Linked DNA regions of Homo sapiens: region 1 is linked to region 2. A link is an interaction called in ENCODE POLR2A ChIA-PET data of the cell type or tissue named here. Cell type or tissue: PC-9. All regions are shown on one strand. Region 1 has its middle 150 kb from the start of IGFBP3. Region 2 has its middle 360 kb from the start of IGFBP3.

Region 1 (5,000 bases), 210 kb after region 2:
ATGTCTTTTCATTTCTTTGTTCTAGTAATTTATTTCTATTATGTCTTATAAAAGTTTTGGGCTACAACAGATTAAAGGGAAAACAATATACTGACTTGTTCCCATAGAAATCTGAGAAATTCTCTAAATGTGGGCCTGAGTCTACAGCAGAACTCACACTGAGCTGGGGAAAAGAACACTTCTATAGAGTATCAGAAATTGTCTTCCCATTGACTCATTACATTCTCAAGTTCTCAATCAGAATCACTGGATAGCAGATTAATTTTACTTGGACTAAAGTGTGTCTTTTTCCCTCCAGGTTTATTGAGATACAATTGACAAATGTACATGATATATACTTAAGGTGTACCACTTGATGTTTTGATATAGGTATACATTGTGAATTAATCACCACAATCAAGCTAATTAGCGTATCTATCACCTCACATAGTTATCAACTTTATTTTGGTTGGGGGGAACACTTAAGATCTACCCTCTTAGCACATTTCAAGTATATAATAGAGTATTGTTCAATATATTCACATTGCTCTACATTAGCTTTCCAGAACCGATTCATCCTGTCTAACTGAAACTGTAAGACCTTTGGCCAACAACTCCCCATTCCTCCCAGCACACCTATAGTCCCTGGCAGCCATAATTCTATACTCTACTTCCATAATTTCAACTATTTCAGATGCTCTATAGAAGTGAGATCATGCAGTTTTGGTCCTCCCTTGCTTGGCTTATTTCACTCAGCATCACATCCTCCAGGTTCAGCTGTGTTGTCACAAATGGCAAATTCACTTTGTTTTTAAGGGCAAATAATATTTCATTGTACGTATATGCTACAATTTCTTTATCCATTCATCCAGTGACGGACATTTAGGACATTTCTACATCTAGGCTATTGTGAATTATAAAGTATGTCTTTTCTGTTTATAGATTTACTAGTTATCCTTTTACACAAGTCTGGATCACCACAGAAAATGGACAAGAAAATTTGGACGTGAAGATCAGATCCTTGCCGTGCCCTGATGGTAAGATCAGAATGGGAAGCTCACCTGTAATCAAACTGCCACTTCTTTACCCATCTGAAAAAACAACGATCCATGTTACTGAAACGGCCAAAGATCCCTCACCATATCCCCATTTGCCTACTGCTGTGAGTCATGAAAATAACCACCTAAGCGATTTTTCTCAAAGGTAAAGGACAATATCTCTGCCATTAAATGTGAAGTGTGGTGAGTTATGGAACATGCAGCTATACAGGCAAAGTCACCCCAGTGCTGTCTCAGCCACACACATAGCCCAGCAGCCTGACAGGTTGGAGTCAGGTGGCATTCTCCCTCTTGAAGGGGTTTAAAAGTGAAATGTGGGAAGTAGAGTCAATAATTCTTATCATCAATAACAGCCACAGTGGTCAAATATCTCCTTTGAGGTAGCCTGACAATGGAGAGTTCACTTATATTAATTCATTTAATAGCGACAGAAATTACAAAATCTGTTCTATTATCATTTTACAGACAAGGAAATGAAAACACAGGAAGTTTGTGTAGCTTATGTGAGGTTTCATGGTTATACCAGTGCCTGTTCTCTCTGGGCTACTTACTAGACAAAACTGCTTCAACCTCATTTTGTTTGTCCATTTTTAAATCTCAATAAAGACAAAACGTTTTTCTTTGGCCTTTAAACAACATCAGCTGAAATAAGTTTTCTAAAATTAATTTGTTGTTGTTTTATACTGCTTCATGTTCAAGGACTCAAAATTTGAAATAGCTGGTGGAGTGAAATTCAGCTAGATTCAATGTTTCTATCCCACAGAAATTTTTTAAAACTTGGAGTTTAGAATGTTGACCTTATAAGATGGGTGGCACACATTGATGTGCCCAATGTCATACCACAAGTTGGTGGCAGGGAGACTCAGTGATGTGCTAGAGCTGGTTTGTTATAACTCAAGAGAGCCCATTGTTAAATACTTGAGAATTTGGCTAGCCACTTGTGAAACCTTTGGTACCTTGAAATCTTGAAATCAGTCATGATGGAGTACTTATACCAGGCAAATTGCCAAACACAACAGAAACAAAACAAAAGAGAAAACAAAACAAACTTGCTTGCTTGCTTGATTATTTTCCAGAGAACAAGTTTAACATCATACCACTATTTGCTTTCCAGTATCCAGAATGAAATCTTACAGCCTTCTTCTTAGAACTTGGCAAATATTTAATGAGAGAAAATGAGAAAATGTGAAATTGACTAGGTTGCATATTTTTATCTACCTTCTAATAGTATGGCTATAGGCGCAAACCTATGAAAGTTTACAATTACTTCCTGCTTGATTTGGCTTTAATGATCTATACTGAAGAGACTCCCCTAAGTACTAGCTCTATCCAAAATATCTTCAGAACTAAAAAGTTAAAGAAAAAGAACTAACATGGACCTATTAAGGACTTCAATTACCCATTGGAAAGATGAAGGAAGCTGGCCTTGTTGAATATTTCTTTAACCAAATTTACTACAGAATAATCAAAAATATCTGAATTATTCTCCGATACTGAAGTCCCAGGAGTGAAGGAGAAGAGTCCCAGGAGTGAAGGAGAAGAGTGGTTTGAGAGAGAGTTAGATATTAGGAAGAACCCCTCAATTTTCATGGACTTGAGAGCTGGCAACCTGGACAAGCTGGTCTCCCTCTAGTCCAGGCTGAGTATGTCTGGCTGGCTATGTGAGCACTTAGGAATCATGCCAATGAAGATATCTGATAAGAACATTTTAGTTTCTCAGACTTAAATATGATATGGTTTGTACATAAGGTCCATGGAGACATGAACTCAAATTCCCTGCCTTAACTCCAACAACGAGAGATGTGCACCTACCCAGAGTAGTGTAGCACCTACCCAGAGGCCCAAAGGCCTCACCTTCTGATACCATCACATTGAAGGTTAGGATTTCAACATAACAATTTTATGGGAACACAAATGTTCAGTTAATAAAATTTCACCCCAGGTCCCCAAATTCATCTCTTTCTCACATGCAAAATATGTTCATTCCATCTCAACAACCCCAAAAGCCTTAGCTTGTTTCAACATCAACTCTAAATTCTAAAGTCTGAGGTTCATCTATTTAAATCAGATATGGATGAGGCTTGAAGTGTGATTCATCCTGAGGCAAATTCCTCTCCAGCTGTGAACCTGTGAAACCAGACAAGTCGTGTGCTTCCAAAGTATAATGATGGATCAGGCATAAAATAGACCTCCCCATACCAAAAGGAGAAAGAGCAAGGGAAAGAGAGACAGTTGGCCTCAATGAAGCCCAAAACCTAACAAGGCAAACAACATTGAATCTTAAATTTCAAGAATAATTATTTGGGTTGATGCTCTGCCTTCTGGATGCACTGGGGCAGCCGTGTCTCACTCACAGCTTGACAGGGTGCTGCCCACTCTGTGGCTCTCAGCCAGGGACCCTCAGCTCTCCTGGAGTGTGGACTCCAGGTGACTGCATCCTATTTAAACAACAAACATCATGTTGGGGGTTAGGATTTCAACACTTGAATTTGGGGAAATGCTGAAACATTGAGTCCATCATATGCAGCTACTGTGTTTAGCCACACCCCTTGTTGTTGAAAGCCCAGCAGTGACTCAGGGGCTTTGCGCTCATGAGGCTTACATTCAAGCCATATTTATATCTAAATCGCTAAATCTACCAATAGGAAAAAGTGGCTGACCTCCACAACTAGGAAGAAGTCCAACTCACCAGCTTTCCCCAAGGACGGTAGCTTGTAATTTTTAGAAAGAGGCTTGAATAGGAACCACAAAGCCACAATTCTCAACTCCCAGGAATTCTAAAGGCTCAATGCACTTTCATAATGGAAAAGTGATTCTCAGAAAATTGTCTTCTAGGCAATTATATTGGCTTTTATTAACAATTCTGAGAGTAGAGGACCTACCATGTGCAAAATCTCAGATGGATTACACAATACCATTTACAATTGCTCCAAATGTATATATTCAGGTATAATTCTACCAAAACATACAGAATCATGTGGAAAATTTTAAGTACTAATTTTTTTATTAAAAATTACCTACATAAATTGAGAGACATCCATACAATGGATAAGATACCACCCATGGATAAGAGACTCAATATAGAAATATGTCAATTCTTTCAAATTGACCTATGAGTTTAATACAATTCCTGTAAAAATCCCAGCAAATTTTTTTTACAGATATAGACAAGCTCGTTCTTGCATTTATATGGAGAGGACAGAGCCTACAATAGCAAAAACATTTCATAAAACAAGAATAAACTGAGAGGAATCACTCAATCTGCTGTTAAAGCTTACTGTATAGCTACAGTAATCAAGACAGTATAGTACTGCTGGAGGCAGAGACACATAAAATGGAACAGAATTGAAAATCCAGAAATAAATGCACACACATATGTCCAATTGATTTTTAATGGACTTTTTTTAGAGCAGTTCACAGCAAAAACTGAATGAAAGGTACAGAGACTTTCCATATACCCCCTACTGGCACACAGGCACAGTCTCCCTCATTGTCCGTATTCCCCCGCCAGAATGGTACATTAGGTGCAATCAATGAACCTACATTGACACATCGTTATTATTCAGAGCTTACAGTTTCCATTAGTGTTCACTCTTGGTGTTGTAAATTCTATGAGAATAAAATATGTAATAACATGTATCCAACATTAAAGTATCATTCAGTATAGTTTCACTGTCCTATAAAAACCTCTGTGTTCCACCTATTCATCCCTCCCTCCCCATTAACCCTGGGCAACCAATACTCTTTTCACTGTCTTCATACTTTTGCTTTTTCCAAAATATAATTAGTTGGCATCATACAGTATGTAGCCTTTTCAGATTGGCTTCTCTCACTTAGTAACATGAAATTAAGCTCTCTCCAAGTCTTTTCATGGTAAATAGCACTGAATACTATTTTGTTGTCTGATGTAACACAGTTTGTTCATCCATTCACCTACCAAAGGACTTCTTGGTTGCTTCTAAG
Region 2 (5,000 bases):
GTGCATCCATTCGTTCTATTTGCCTTGTGCCAGTGAAGGTGAAATTCATCTGGATCCCACAGTTACTATTCCTCACATGCCTCGGTGACGTCACCTCTCTAAAGTCAAGATATTTTATTCCCAGAACTCTAAAACTTCCACTCCCGCCAGGATAGACTTACTCCTAATGAACCCTTCCCAGGGCCTGGCACCCGTCTCGCTGTTCTTTACTCTCCAGTTTTCCTTTTCCTGAGGGTTCTCCCTTTGCTGAGGTCACCTCCGTTTCTTTCCCATGGGGGCTTTACAGAGCTCTCTGTCAAAGAGGCAGATTTGGTATATTTTGTTGTATTCAATTTCTTCATGTGTATACAGACACAGTAGTTTGCATAATTGCAAAAGTAAAACCAAGATATTTATCGTGCTGTTCCTTTTTAGTCTAAGGTTTCTATTTTCTATTTTCTTTTTGTTTGCTTCTACTCTTTCTCTATCCTTCCGCATCTCTTTGTCTCAACTCTCTCCTAGACTAACTTCAGTTAATTCATGTGAAACACTTAGTGTGCTACCTTCTGTGTTTTCTCCCATATTTTCATAATAAAAGAACACAAACACACACACACTGAGGAGGTAGCATTGTTTTAAACATTTTCTGCATCTTGCTTTTTATACGTAACAATATCATGCAGAACGCTAAAAAAACTTTGAGGCTTTCTTCAAAGCTTTTTGATAGGAAAAGAAGACTTTTAATATTGGTTCCGGCTTATTGAATAAAATGTGCATCCACACACACACATACACACACACACACACACCTGCATATACACACACACATCCTTGGCTTTGGTTCACAATATGGATCCCCTGTGGAATCTCATTTACAGCCCTTCTCCCACTTCTTCAAGTCTGGCTCAGGGGCAGGCATTATTTGTTAATATTTCACATGAAAGAATATAAAGGCTTTACAGGAATGGAAATCCATAGACTAACAACTTAATGTTCCATTAAGAATTAAATCGTCTGATGCATTAATAATAACTTCTTAAGTGTTCATAGATATTTATAGCTAAGAAAACCCTCATGATAAACATGGTAGACACCACACTCCTGGCTTTAGGGATAAGGAATGTGAAGCTCAGCACATATGAAGCAGCTCACCTGAAATCATGCTGCTAGATACTGCAGAGCTGGGAACTCAACTCAGAAATGTCCTACCATGAACTTGAAGCATTTCAAGTTAATATTTATAAAGCTTCTTATGAACTGGACTAACAAAAGATACAACTGCTCTAGGTGTCTTAGTTACTCAACTTCACCCGGCCCAACTCCCAACCTCAAGCTCCAAAAGTTTGCTTGAGTTCTCAAGAGCATAAATTGACTAGACTTTTGTATGCATAGATTATTACATATATGTTTATATATCCACATATATGAAATAATTCTGATCGTGAGAGGGAATATTTATTTTTAAATTTAATGAATCTGTAAAAAAAATCTAGTCACTAAAAGTCCAGTGTTCATTGCAAAATTTTGTTCAACTTGTTAAAAGATTCATTTGGTCCTTTACTCTAATGTAAACAATAAAATTCAACCTCATATTCTGTCCTCTGGCTATTAAATCGACAGCAAAGACAACTGAACTGTCCCAGTCCACTATAAATGATATATTTTAAAAGGTTAGACTCACTTTTAATGAAAAAATAAAGTGGTAATTGCAATGCATATAAAAACCACCCATTTGCCTCTCCACTTTAGGCAGATAAAGGCTTTGTTTCCATGTATGGGCAAATGCCCTCAACATCTCACCCCATTCCCTCATTCAGGAAAACCCCAGCCAGGCTGAGAGCAAAGAATTTCCCCTCTGCACTGCAGACAAGTGATCTTTTGCACTAAGCCACAGGTGCAGACAGAAAAGAGAATGGGACAAAGACAAGTCATGAAAGAAGTAAATGGAAGTTAGAAACTTCCTTGCTTTTGTGTTCCTAAAAAAAAAACCAACAAAAAATACGCTAAGGCAAATGAAGCCAGATTTCCTTTGTGGAATATAATTACCTAAAGAGGACAGCTTTGCTTCATTCAAAAGAGCTGTTCAAAGCTTCATATCCAAGCACCTCCCCTCTCTCTCTTCCCAAGTTCTTTAAAAGGAATGACTTTCATTAAGGCCTTTTCTGAGATTCTTTCTGGATATACGCAACTTATTGCAATGAACCTCAAGCCTTTTCTAAATCTTGAAAGACTGGGTACTGCAACACTACAAGGCACCCAGCTCTATCTTTTTTTTTTTTTTTTTTTTTTACTTAAAATATATAGGTTTGATTGGTTTTGTTTTTTGAGCTGTGGCTGACATGAAATTCTCACATGCACACCAAGAACTTGGCAAATAATAAGCCTTCAGTATATCCTAGTATTATTTTTAATGAAATAGACAAGACTGATTATTGCTTTGTCTCACTATGTTTGTGGTCAGCACCTACAGAACCATGTCCTAAGGAGAAGACAATGATACATTTATTCCATAAAGCTAATTGAGTAGCCAAACTAATTTATGCCTTTCTCCGCACCTGATCCCCTTATCAACCCTGTTAATGGGTAGCTTATTTCCACTTAGACCAAATAACGAACTCACAGAAAGGTTCAAAAACCTGAACAAGTTTGTATAACTAATAAGTGGTAGAGCTTAGTTTCAAACCAAGGACTTGTCAGCATTTTTTTTCAGTCCATAATGCATCTCACACAGAAAGAAACCTAATATGCGCTCTCTTCCTTCCCTGACCTAGCCAGAATGTTCAAGCATTTTCATTAGTAATTTACTTAGTCTTACAGACAGCAAACCTGGTGAGAAACTATGTCACTACTGGTATTCTATAGGTAAGGAAAGCAAGAGGTCACAGCCAGTACTCAGTACAGGTTAAACCTGTTTTTCTTTGTTTATATCTGAAGCTTCAAACACTTTTGTTTAAAACCATCTTTATATCTGCCTTGTAATGATTTTTGTAATATTGGGTAATCATCTCACCAAAGGGTGTGTGTGCCACAGTTGATTTAACCTTTGATATGTGGTTGGGCATTTAGAGAAACTAAAAATGTCTCCTGTGAAGAATGCAATGTAATTATTAACATATTTGTACATGGTGCTTATTCTGAGATCGCTACCTAAGGCAAATGTTTTAGGATCAAATATATCAAATAGCATATATTTTTAACTCTAGGGTAACCACTAAAAAGGTTAAAATAAAAAACTAAATAAGTCAGTAGAGAAGACCAAAGGAAAATACATAAAATGCTTGAGTAAACCTAGAGAAGATAAAAAAGACACAAGAAACAAAGAACTATTGGAACCAGTATAAAATAGCTAGTAAAATAGGGTTAACCCAATCAAATCAATAAACAGTTTAAATGTAAATAGTGTGAATAAACACATTAATTGGAAGACAGAGTTGTCAGATTAGATTCTAATAAAAGCAAGACCTACATTTATGGCATCTTTGAGAAACTCACTTTTAATATAAAGGCATACATAAGTTAAAAGAATGAAGACTGATATACCATAAAAATACTAATAAAAACAAAATAGGAGCTTTGTTATATATTAATATCCAACAAAGTAGACTTCAGAACAAGCAGGATTTATCAGAGAAGAAGATGTATATTATGTAATAATAAAAAGGTAAATTCTACAGGAAAACAAACTAACCCCAAATATAGTTGTACCAAATAACCTAACTTGAAAACACATGAGGCCAAAACTGGTAGTTTTAAGAGGAGACAGAGAAATCCACAATTATAATTGGAAGATTCAACATTCTTCTCTGAATATTTGATATGACACATAATCAAAAATTATTAAGGGTGTAAATAACCTAAACAACATTATCAGCCAACTTCTCCTAATGGATATTAATAGAATGTTTTACTCAATAAGAGCAGAATACACATTATGTTCAAGTGCACATGGAACATTTACCAAAATAGTATTGGGTTACAAAACAGCCCTCAACAAATTTAAAATAATAGAAATTATATAAATAGAATAAAATTAAACTGAAATCAATAATAACAAAAAATAGCTAGAAATTCTATTAATATTTTGGAATTAAAAAGTACACTGCTGGCCCGGCATGGTGGCTCATGCCTGTAATCCCAGCACTTTGGGAGGCTGAGGCAGGTGGATCACCTGAGGTCAGGAGTTCAAGACCATCCTGGGCAACAAGGTGAAACCCCATCTCTATTGAAAATACAGAAATTAGCTAAGTGCAGTGGCACGTGGCTGTAATCCCAGCTACTCAGGAGGTTGAGGCAGGAGAATCGCTTGAGCCTGAGGGGCGGAGGCTGCAGTGAGCCAAGATTGCACCATTGCCCTCTAGCCTGGGTGACAGAGCAAGACTCCATTTAAAAAAAAAAAAAAAAAAAAGTACACTGCTAAATAATCCATGGGTCAAAAAAAAGACTCAAGGGAAATTAAAAAAAAATACTTTGAACTTAATGAAAATGAAGCACCACATGTTGAATTATGCAGAATGCAATTTAAAAAGTGGTTAGCAAGAAGCGTACAGTTTTAAGTGCTTTTATTAGAAAAGAAAAAAGTCAGGGCCAGACACAATGGCTCATGCCTATAATTCCAACTCTTTGGGAGGCTGAAGTGAGCAGATGGCTTGAGCCCAGGAATTCGAGACCAGCCTCAGAAACATAGTGAGACACCATCTCTATAAAAAATCCAAAAAAAAAAAAAAAAAGCCAGACATGGTGAGCCCTCATCTGCAGTCCCAGTTACTCAGGTGGCTGAGGTGGGAGGATTACATGAGCTTGGAAGTCAAGACTGCAGTGAGCCATGATCTCACCACTTCACTCCAGCCTGGGCAATGAAGTGAGACCTTGTCTTAAAAAAAAAAAAAAAAAAAGAAAAGAAAGAAAAGAAAAAAGTCAAGCTGAGTGCAGTGGCTTATGTCTGTAATCCTAATACTTTGGAAGGCTGAAGCAGAGGATCACTTGAGCCCAGGAATTTGAGGCCAGCCTGGGCAACATAATGA

What was found. Peaks named below come from ENCODE experiments on the same cell type or tissue, not always from the same donor. Only the 100,000 strongest peaks of a DNase experiment are listed, where the experiment ranks them.
Region 1: POLR2A ChIA-PET joins it to region 2 with 15 read pairs; 3 of 35 experiments call an interaction of 5 or more read pairs at or near these places.

Annotation. Positions count from the first base shown.
Region 1 is chr7:46,069,928-46,074,927 of GRCh38, reverse strand. No RefSeq gene overlaps it. Among named protein-coding and RNA genes, the nearest start is that of IGFBP3, 150 kb to the right of the region's middle. In PC-9, no CTCF peak of the experiment used is centred here; DNase peaks (open chromatin) are centred at 2,057 and 3,147; H3K27ac peaks cover 799 bases.
Region 2 is chr7:46,279,194-46,284,193 of GRCh38, reverse strand. No RefSeq gene overlaps it. Among named protein-coding and RNA genes, the nearest start is that of IGFBP3, 360 kb to the right of the region's middle. In PC-9, no CTCF peak of the experiment used is centred here; a DNase peak (open chromatin) is centred at 2,913; H3K4me3 peaks cover 1,037 bases; H3K27ac peaks cover 2,245 bases.